Linked DNA regions of Homo sapiens: region 2 is linked to region 1. The links are chromatin loops, found by intact Hi-C in ENCODE. Cell type or tissue: Caco-2. All regions are shown on one strand. Each heading gives the region's core, and the rest is flanking DNA. Links, peaks and the distances in the headings are about the cores only.

Evidence for each region. Hi-C counts contacts between places; a loop is a spot of excess contacts. Peaks named below come from ENCODE experiments on the same cell type or tissue, not always from the same donor. Only the 100,000 strongest peaks of a DNase experiment are listed, where the experiment ranks them.
Region 2: a loop joins it to region 1, with 6 times the contacts of the local background. A loop is called at or near these places in 2 of 110 quality-filtered maps.

Annotation. Positions count from the first base shown.
Region 1 is chr11:114,844,557-114,849,932 of GRCh38, reverse strand. The region is part of intron 1 of LOC105369506 (a long non-coding RNA gene); the gene reads left to right. Among named protein-coding and RNA genes, the nearest start is that of NXPE2, 170 kb to the right of the region's middle. RefSeq lists an enhancer at 2,639-3,138. In Caco-2, for the core only: no CTCF peak of the experiment used is centred there; a DNase peak (open chromatin) is centred at 3,322.
Region 2 is chr11:114,772,087-114,777,462 of GRCh38, reverse strand. LOC105369506 (a long non-coding RNA gene) reads left to right here. Exons shown (of 3, transcript XR_948042.3): 3 at 1-492. It also overlaps a transcript of NXPE2 not described here. Among named protein-coding and RNA genes, the nearest start is that of NXPE2, 96 kb to the right of the region's middle. In Caco-2, for the core only: a CTCF peak has its summit at 2,628; DNase peaks (open chromatin) are centred at 1,011 and 2,632.

The DNA.
Region 1 (5,376 bases), core at 199-5,198:
GTGAGCAAGAAATTAATGCTCATAGTTTTATGCCACTGGATTTAGGGTTCATTGTCTTATAGTTTCAAGATGCCTCAGCACACTCAGCTTTATCAAAAATGCCTGTTAGACATAGGATCTTCTGTTAGAGCCAGATCTCAGGAGACCATAGTCTGCCCTTTCACAGCACACAAACAGTGGCTTATCCAGGTCCATCATATTATTACAAAATTACTATTATCACTATTATGTAATAACTGTTTGCTTAAAACTATTTTGCTTTCAATGTATTTGAAACACTTTGCTTATCTAACACATTAAAGCTATAAAGTCATATAACTTTCCTCTCCATTTCACAAGACAGAAGATAAGCTCAGAAGACTGGACCTATGTTGAATGGTTTGGCTAGGATGACAGAGTCAGTATGAGGAAGATCTTGGACCTAAGTCTTCTCTTTATGTCACTCTTTTATCACTCTGCATTGTCAGTTGTACATACACATTAAATTGAGTGGTGACAATTTGTTAGGAGACAAAGTAGGTCTTCAGTTTTCAATCTTGCCCCCTCTGCAGCCCCCTTCAGCCCTGTGGACATGGGCCAGACACACGGCATCTCGACCTCTTGGGACGTGTTCTCAGACGGAGAAGACAGAAGTTTAACAGTTCACCCTCCAGCCGGGTGTGGTGGCTCACACCTGTAATCCCAGCACTTTGGGAGGCTGAGGTGGGTGGATCACCTGAGGTCACGAGTTCGAGACCAGCCTAGCCAACATGGTGAAATCCCGTCTCTACCAAAAATACAAAAATTAGCCTGGCACGGTGACGTGCACCTGTAATCCCAGCTAATCTGGAGGCTGAGGCACAAGAATTGCTTGATCCCAGGAGGTGGAGGTTGCAGTGAGCCGAGATCATGCCACTGCACTCCTGCCTGGGTGACAAAGTGAGATTCCATCTCAAAAAGAAAAGAAAAGAAAACAAAACAAAAAACAATTCACCCTCTTTCGTCCCTCCTTCCTCGCCCTACCCCACTGCCTACACACCTAAGAGAGACTACATGTCTCTGAACATCATGCAGTTCTATTCTGAAAGGTCAGTCCCACTGAGGGTATCCTAACATCAAATTATCTCAAGAGATGATAACAGAGATCAGCAAACTTTTTCTGTGAAAGGCCACATGTAAATTTTTGGGCTTGGGACAGCCATACAGGCTATGCAGGTGTAGGTGTGAAAACAGCTATAGACAATATGTAAACCTATAGGCCAAAAATCCCCCTTTATTTACCAAAACAAGGGGTGGGCAGAACTTAGCCCACTGGCTGTCAGTTTGCCCACCCTGGTTTATAGACTTACAGAGAAGAGAACTGAACACAAATTATAACATCAACCCTTGCCCCTCCTTTGAAGTTACACCTTCTAGTAAGGCAATAAGAATGCTTTTCCTTTCTTCCTCTTCCTTCTTTCCTTTCTTCCTTTTTCTCTCTCTTCCTTCTTTTTTTTCCTTTTAACTTCCAGTCTTTCTTCCTCCTTTTGTTATTTTCCTTTTTCTTCTTCTTCTTTTCTTTTTTACTTCTAGTCTTTCTTGCTTTCTACATCTCTTTCTTCCATCCTCCCAGCAAATATTTACTGAGCACCTACTTCACAGCCTCTGCCCTGAGCTCTGCTGACTCCTCCCCACTGTAAGCTCTAAGCACTTTGTTTCTAGCGGTGCTCCGGGGAGCGAAGAGGGAAGGGATGGGTTTGGGGGGAGGTGAAAAAGGGAGTACAATCCACAAAAAAGGGGGGTTTGCTGTAGGATCTTCAACCCCAGCAGGAGGCATAAAGGTACAGGCGTCTACTCCCGAGTCTCCGTTTCAGCATTCCTTTCATCTAGAGTAAGACTCTTTAATTTGTAAACATTAATAACCATTATTATTATTAAAAAGGAAAGAAAGTGAGTAGCCCTGTAACTAATTACTTTAAGTGTTCTCAACAAGGCACAGTTCAACTCCTTTATAAAACCACCTGCTGTGAAGACCAGATTGTCATTATGATCAGATCCTTCCTTAGACCTATTAATTTTACCCAGAATAACAGCAGAACAGATGCAAGAAGAAGGCTAGTCTGATTAACATAATTCTTTTCAAAGACCATTTCCTCCCTAAGGGCCACCGTACTGAGTCTTCTATCTTGTCTCAGATCTAATTACATTCAGGAGAATTCAGACACTGACGGGCGATCTCAGCAGATGTCACTTCTCAGATTTGAAGCACACTTCAGGATATGAAACCTTATCAGAAAATCAATTGAAATTAACAATTCCCTCTCTCTTTCTCTCCATCTCTTCCCTCAGCCAGCGCTCTCTCTCCCTGTCTTTTCCTCCCTCTTTCCCTTTTCTTTAGCCAGATTAAAGTTGTTTCCAAACACTAACCTTTCTCAGGAGGAGAGACAGCATTTCCGGGAATTCAATAAACCTGAAACTCAAACCGTTGCTTACCTTTTGAAGTGTTTTCTCGGCTTCTCCCTAGCTTAGCATAATGAGGGTGGGTGTGTGTGTGTGTGTGTGTATGTATGTATTATGAGCAGCAGTTCTTGAGGGTCTCTATAGGGTATAAAAATAAGGTAAAAACAGGAGAAACAGAAGGGCTTTCTGCAGCACATTGAAAAGATACACACCACAAGCTATCTCTTCAGTATCTGATCTCTGATTGAAACCAGAACCGATTTGGATCCCAGTGTCTCATCTTTGATGGGCAAAAGCTGCAGGTTTACAATAGAGTCTCTTGCTGCTTTTAATGAAGTATTTGACTTTTTGCCTGCTGCTTTCAATTGAGCTCTGGGAGCTTTGGATAGAAGTCTAAGGGGAGCAGCAAAGGAGTGGAGGCTAGGGTTTTGGTGCCTAGTGCCTAGGTCAAGGTATGGCAGACCCAGAGCTCCAGCAGCACCAGAACCTCCTCTCTTTACTCAGCCTCACCATTACCTCTAGTGCCTTTTGTTCAGGGATCTCAGAATATAGAAAATGAGGCCTGAAGAACCAATTACTTGAAAACCAACCACTCTTTTTCCTGCTATCATGCTTAAGCTCCATTGTAGTATGCATTGCCTTGACTCTCCAAAGATGCCTGGGTATAGGAAAATAATGCCATAGACAGGAGTATTTAAGGACATGACTGTAGGCAGAAACCATGGCCAAGCTATCTATTTTACATTTCCTGGGAGAACAATGAAGAAAGAGGTAGAAAGTGGAGCATGCACTTCTGCATTATGCATTGGCTTTTTGCGGTTTGCAGATGCTGTTCAGTGCCTTGCTAACACAGAGCACTAGGCGGCCTCCACTCCCCAAAGTCTCATTGCAACAGCTGCTGTTGCTTGGCTGGGCCTGACTCAGCGTCTCTGTGGTGGTGTTCCTCAGGGTGGCCAGCTGGGTGTTCTCTCCAGACAGCCTGTGACTTTGGCACAGGCCCTCTGGGAAGCTGCCAGAACAAGAGCATTGAAGCAGGATGGGCACTAGGCATTGCTTGGCAGGAACACTGAAAAATCTCCCAATCTTTACACTGGTGGGGTTATAGCTAGAGAGGGAAACTCTAGGAGAGGTGAAGAGAGTTATGGAAACCAGAGCATTTTTGTCACTTTCTGGCTTGCATTGTACATCTTGCTTTCGACCCCATCGAGAGTCTAGGAGAATTTGACTTTTAAATACCTGTCTATGCTATTTGGCTTTTCCATAGTCCAGCCCTGAGAATGACACCAGCATGTGCATAATTGATGAGTGAGGAGCCTGCTGGCTCCAGAGAGATTGCTCTGTCTCAGGCTTTACACTCTGAGGATTTCTAAGAAGGTTTATACTTATGCAGTAGTTACAACAATAAAACAAGAAGAAACAAACCCCATGCTCTTCCAGGGTTTGCTGAGTGAAATGTCATCATTATACAGTCTGCTGTTGTGGGAGAGTGAGGAAGCTTATTATGGTAGAAGGGAGGCCCGTGGTATGTCTGGGGGTCCATAGCAGCGAGAGGTTTCTCATACCATCTGTGCTTTTGCAAAGCTGTAGGCAAGCTAATGCATTAAGGTTAGTGCCACTGAAGCCTGCCTGGGCTGGTTAGGTGTTCCTGCAGTGCTCAGTTTGTTGCTGCCTTTGGGAAAAGAGAGCCCAACTAGGACTCAAGTGGAAGGGATGTGAGTGAGTCTCCAAAGTTCAGCCTCCACCTTGGTTTTGCTGGGTTTAACGTGAAAAAGTAGGTTCTGCTGGTATAGTTTTGGGTACTCTGAATGGAAAAATATGTTGGTTTGTGATTGCAACATCCTTATGGGCAGTCTAATCCATAATTCAATGAAAAACTAGCTATGGAGTATCTTTAATCTGTAAAAGCTTTCATTTACTCAGCATTTATTAAGCATCTACCATGTGCACTGCAATGTGGTAGATACTAGAGAAAAGTGATAAGAAATAAATCAGACATGGTCTCTGACAGACACTAAAGTAATTTACAGTATGGTGGATACACACAAACAATATACAGAAGTGGAAACAGATGGGAATGTTAATATAAAGATGATCAATTTCAAGTTTTCAAAAGGAATTATAATTTCTGTAGTATACAGGGGCTTCCTCTATTTTAAAACAACATTTTTTTCCTTAAAAACAAATAAAATATATGTTTATCTGTCAAAATGTGGAAAAATAGAAAATTCCCCCTAATCTCATCAGCCACAAATAATCACTATTGATGGTGATACTTGGATATCTCATATGAATCTTAAGCATTACAAGCTTATAACTGAATTTTATTTCTACATATACATAAACACTTAACATAAGTGTGCACACACACACAAACAACCCTGAATCAAACCCACACCATCTGCTCTATCCTCATATCATGGCAGCCTCTCAATGGCACCATCATTCAAATGGTTGTTTAACACAAAAACTGGGAGTTATTGTGAATGACTCCATCTCCTTATCTAACATCCAATTATCCACAAGTCCTTTCTATTCTAATCTACAAAATATAACTAAACCTACCTATTTTGCTCCCTCTTCACTGCCACAACCCAGCTCAAACCAACCTGCTCGCCTAGATTACTCAATACTCTTTCATTAAGCCTACCGATTTCACTCTTGCCTCCTCCACTCCATTCTCCATATCATAATTTTTAAAAAGTAAATTGGATAAAATCATTCTTCTGTGTAATACCTTCAGTGGTTTCCAGCTGTACTTAAAATCAACTTCTTTTTCTGATGATAAGGCAGGCTACATTGTTTGGATGATCCTCATGTTGAAAACAACTAAGTATAATGAATAACTTTTTTAAAAGATTCTTAAAGGCATCAAAGGGCCAATCTTATGGCAAAGAACTATTATGTCAAAATCTATTGGAAATTAAGAACCCTGAGCATCAAATGGTGTATTTTGCCCCA
Region 2 (5,376 bases), core at 190-5,189, 72 kb after region 1:
AAGATGTAGGTTAAGCTCAGCAGTTTTTATCTCCTCATTCTTTGCTCCCAACCAGGCTTCTAGTTCACCCCATTTCCTTAAACATGAGAATATACAATAAATGCATAGAGTAGGGCTACAGTCCCCAAATCATGTAACAAGGTATCCTGGGTCACCATAGTGAACTCACATTCCTGTAGTATATGTTAATTTTTGAAGAGAGACACAAAGCTACTCAACTTCCACTAAACATTGAGCAAATTACTAACTCAAAGTAGTTTACAGTTTCAACATTAGATCTCACGATTTCCTGTCTGTTAGGTCATATCTTTTTGAAGGTGTGTTTTCTGTGGTTGCTGCGATAAGAAGCAAGTCCTTCATAAAAATCATTGTGAAACAAAGTGTTGGTGTCCAACATTTGAGAAGTTGTGCAGTGCCCAACAGGTGCACACAGCCCATTCGTACATAATTATTGTTTAGGAATAAAATAAAAATGTTTTTTCTTTCAGTTCATAATGTTTTCAAATGGCTATTAAGTTATTGGGACATTAATACTTATAAAGTTGTTTGACCCTAGCTATTTGAAAAAATGCAGCTGTTAGTTCTTTTGTCATGAGGGTACCATGAAAAACTACTGATAGACTAACAATGCTCTGAACCAAACAAGTGTGGGAATCTCTGGGGTAGGGTGTCAGAGGTATGCATAATCGGGGCAGACATACTAATATGATAGATATATTAGATAGACTCCCACTTAAACAGGATCACCTTGATAGGATGTAATTTTCCCCTAAGGTGATGTCATCTTGACAGATTACTTTACAATGAGTTAAGGAAAAAGGGAACACCCAGGCCCACCCAGTGCCAAACCCCACTGGGCTCCCAGCACGAAGGCTTCTCCCAGATGTGCGCACACATCCAACTGCAGACAGCCTGTCGCAGCCCAGCCCCGAGCCTTGAAGGACAGGCTTGTAATTGACAGTATCTCCGCTGCCCTCGGAGAGCACTGCCTCGAGCCAGAGGTCTCTCCACAACAGCAAAGAAAAGCTTCTTAACTTCCTGCGCTTCACGCAAGGCAAGGCCGTCTGTTATCAGCCGCAGATGGGAGCCTCAGCAGCCTCCCACTCTGGAGAGCTCGGTGGAAACAGGCTTGGCAGGTGGACAAAACGGACAAGATGACAAGTGCTGTTAAATAGCAACCCGCAGGTTGTTGTAACACATGCCTGGGACCTTGCTCCTCGTGGGCTCTCCTGTGCCCGGACACGGGGGCCGCTGGATCAGAGGATGCAGCACTCCCCATAATCCCTGAGGCTGCTGTGCAGCCACCCTCATCCTCCCCAGGCCTCTGCAGACACAGGAGCACTTCTGGCCCTCCCAAGCTGTCTCCTAGCAGATCCTCCCTTTTAATGCCCAGGTCCTCCCATGGAGAGAGATAAAGACCCACAGGAGAGGTGTTTGGGTCATAGCAGCTGATGCCTTGTGAGTGGCACTGTGCCATCCTTGCAGTAATGAATTGCATTCTCACTGTGGCCAGACTGGATTAGTTCCCACAGGAACAGATTCATTCCCCTGAGAGTGGCTGGGTTTTTTTGTTTTTTTTTTTCGTTTTTTTGTTTTTTCTTTTCTTCCAGAAGGCTGCTGGAGTTTTACCTCTTAGCAAGTATCTACCACCCTTTGACCTTCTTTGCCATGTTATGAGGCAGTGCAAAAGCCCTGGCCAGAAGTCAGGGCCATGACCTTGAACTTCCCAGCCTTCAGAGCCCTCTATTAAATAAGCCTTTTATCTGTATAAATTAAAGAGGGGAAAACCCCCACAGGAAGGGAGGCTTTCAGTTTGTTTCAGATGCTTGCGTTCACTCACTCATTCCCACGTGGGGGACACCTACATGCCAGGCGCTATTCACCTTTCTCATATCCTTTTTCTCAAGAACTCAGTGGAATGTGCTCCCTGTGCCCTGTGCACCCTGAAAGGTAATAAATGGAATGAGATGAGTGGTCAGGAGCCCTTTGGAGATGCAAGATCCTCCCTCCTACCACTCAACAGGCTGATGAGTTGAGGTTTCTAATTTCTAGAAAAGGTGTTGTCCTCTTGCCCCCCCTAACAACTGCTTTCTCCAGTCCAGGAGAGCTTAACAAAAGCTATTCAGGGCCTTATTCTCTCCTCGTCCCACCTTGAAGGCCCTGGGGTCTGTCTAGCAGAGGGAGGCAAACCCTGGCCAGCCTCTCACCCTGTGCTGCCTAAAAGCGTACGGCCTAGATCTGCCTCCTGCCTGAAGGCGGACCTGGAGGAAGGAAGACAGCGACAAGAGGTGCAGGTAGCTTCCCACTTAGGTGCACCCAGCGTCCCCTATTTGGGAGGCTTGCAGCTTGGCAGTCCCCCAGAGCGGACCCACTGCCAGAAGTATGTCGCCAGCTTCTTTCATCCAAGCCAGAGATGTCTGTCATATCGTCATCCCCCCAGCTGTAGGACTTACTATAATTTCATACAGTTCTGTAGACAGATATTGAAAAGGCATCTGGAAAAATTGATAGCATATCAAGGCAAAGATTTCAGAAAAGCCATTTTTTAAATGTCCAGCCATAGGTACCAGCGCACAGTCCTCATAGACACAGTCAAGGTCCCTGAAGGCCTGTTTCCTGATGTTAGAGCGCCCCCTTTGGAGATGATGCTCCTACTGCAACTGGCAGCGCAGGCTTCTCTCCACGCCTTGCAGGAGCTCGGGCTTGAGTCAAGAAGGGAAAAAGCAAGAGATGGGGAAGGAAAAAGGGAAAGGGCGAAAGGGGGAAGGAGAAATGAGGCTGACCTCCAGGGAGCACCTTTCAGTGGGACAAGGACCACGCCACAACACTCGGCATGCGCAGTCTCATTACGTCCTCATACACAAAATGAGCCTCCAGCCAGTTTATTAATGAAGCCATGGAGAATGTAAGGAGCCCTCCTCCGAAGGACACACAAGGAGTGGCTGCCAGGGTTACCGTCCCGGCGGATAACCAAATACGCTGTATGCAGTTTGGTTCAGGAAAATCATGACTAGCAGCCGCCTCCTTCACATCTTGCTTCACAACGGCCTTTTTCAGATTCTCCACTGAAATCACAATGAAAAGAAACAACTGTGTCCGAAGGACTAAACAAGAAGTTTTGCAGGACTTTAGATGGAAATGGAGAGTACACCTGGAGTAACAATAGTCAAGGGCAGGTTTTACAAATGTTCTTTTTCTCTGCATTTCCATGTTGTGCCTTCTCTCTGCCCTTAGTGATAGTGAACAGGTGGCAGCTGCCACAGCGTGCAAACAGCCCCAGACTGAAACTCAGAAACATGGAACATGCTCTGGTACAATAGTGCTGGGGCTTCTGCAGGGTTTGGTCAGTAAGGAGAGAAACTGCTGAGCTTCACGTTTTGATCAGTTTCCGGGAAGCAGTTTCAAGAGCAGTAGAGGCATTACCTGCCTCACTTTGGTAGGCCAACTGAGGGCCGTAGAGAGAGAGATGGGTGAGGAAATTAGCTCTCATGATTATGGAGGCTGAGAAGTCATGCGATCTGCCGTCTTAAGCTGGAGACCCAGGAAAGTTGATGATGTAGTCCAGACGAAACCCAAAGGCCTGAGAATCAGGAGAGTGAATGGTGTAAGTTTCAGTCTGAGGATAGGAGCAGACAAGAGATGTCTAAACTCAGTCAGGCAGAGAGAAGAAATTCTCCCTTCTTCCACCTTTTGTTCTACTTAGGCCCTCAACAGATAGGATAATCCTCACCCCCACTGGGGAAGGCAATCTACTTTACTCAGTCCCGATTCAAATGCTAATCTTATCTGTAAACAATCCCACAGACACACCCAGAAATAATGTTTAGTCAAATGTCTGGGTACCCTGTGTCCTAGTCAAGCTGACACATAAAATTAACCATCATACCAGTGGATGACATGAAGAGGAACAAAGAACTAGTCCAAAGTGCAGAGAGAAATCCAGGGTCCTGGGGTGAGAAGCCAAGCCCAGAAGTGGGGGGCAAGTATTGCAGACAGGAACACAAGAAAAGAAAGAAGGTCATTCTTTAGAAGGATCTTGAATGCAAACTTTGTTGAGTCAAGGGCAAAGGGGCGGGGGGTTCTTATCTGGAAGCATCTTAAAGACACAGCTGTTTGAGTTGGTCTGGAGATGGAGAGACCCAGAGGAAGAGCTATGAGTGCCCAGAATGGGGTGGGGGGGGGGTGGGAGTGGGTTGTGTAGGGCATGGGCTTGCCCCTGACTGAACCCAAGGCTCTGTCTTGGAGTCCATTGAAGGAGCCTAGGATGAGAACAGAGGAAGTTGTACACTAAAGAATCCTCTTTGGTAGGAGCATGCTTCCCTGTGGGCCTGTGTTTGAGTGGAAGCCTGGCTCCCCTTAAGGAACAGACATCAGGGTTAGTGCACTGAGATCATCTCACCTGTTCCTCTGCCTTCATACCCCAGTGCCTTCAAATCCTCTCAACCACACAAGGATGTATTCTACTTTGAGTAGTAGAGAAGGCTGAAAAGAATATTTTCATGCATGCCCTCCAAAAATAAGATCCTGGAATGCCAGGAGAAAAGGGATGAAAACAAGGTCTGGTTCAATAATGCTCTGATGAAGAGAGACAGACTATGCTGAGACGATTTCCAGGGGATGAGCCTGAAGCCTGCCTCTGTCCTCAGAGTGCTGAACCCCGCTTTCTGTCTGATGACTGTCTCCATGAGCCAAGCACATCAGTGGGGCAGGGTAGAAAAGATGGGCCTGTTTTCAGAGGGACAAAACGTAGGGGTACTTCTTCCAAAGGACCTTGCTGGGGAGTCAGATGTGGTGTTGGTGTCCATGGCGTTTCCCTCTTCTCTGCTTGATTCAGTGAGCTGGGTTGGCCTGAATAGTGTCCTAATAAAGCTGAGGTCACTATTTGAGTCCTACATGGGCAAATTAACCCTTCAAAGAAGCTAGCACTGTTCCAAAACCCTAGACACCCAGAACATCACATATTACATGTAAGATATTGAATATTAAGCAGTATTATTGAAAACGTTGCCTATCACCCAATGTCTCCTAAATGAAGTGCCACATGGGAAGTTATTCTCAGGATTTAGAATCAGAACTTTTTTTTTTAATCCCCTAAGAATAGGGGATAGTTTCCTTTTTTGCTTTAGCTACTAGGAAGCTCCAATCAGAGTCTGTACTAATTACCACGAATGTGTTAATTAATCTTTTGGATTAATATATTGGTTAACTCCCTTTTTCTCCATTCCCAACTTCCCTTTTTGTTTTCTACTTAGTTATCTTATCTTAGATATCCTTTGTTTAAGCTGTTCACGCTATCTTTGGAAAGAGAAATATTTCTACAAGGGACAAGAGACTACTTAATGGACATTTACGACCACAGCTGGAAAAGCCACACAA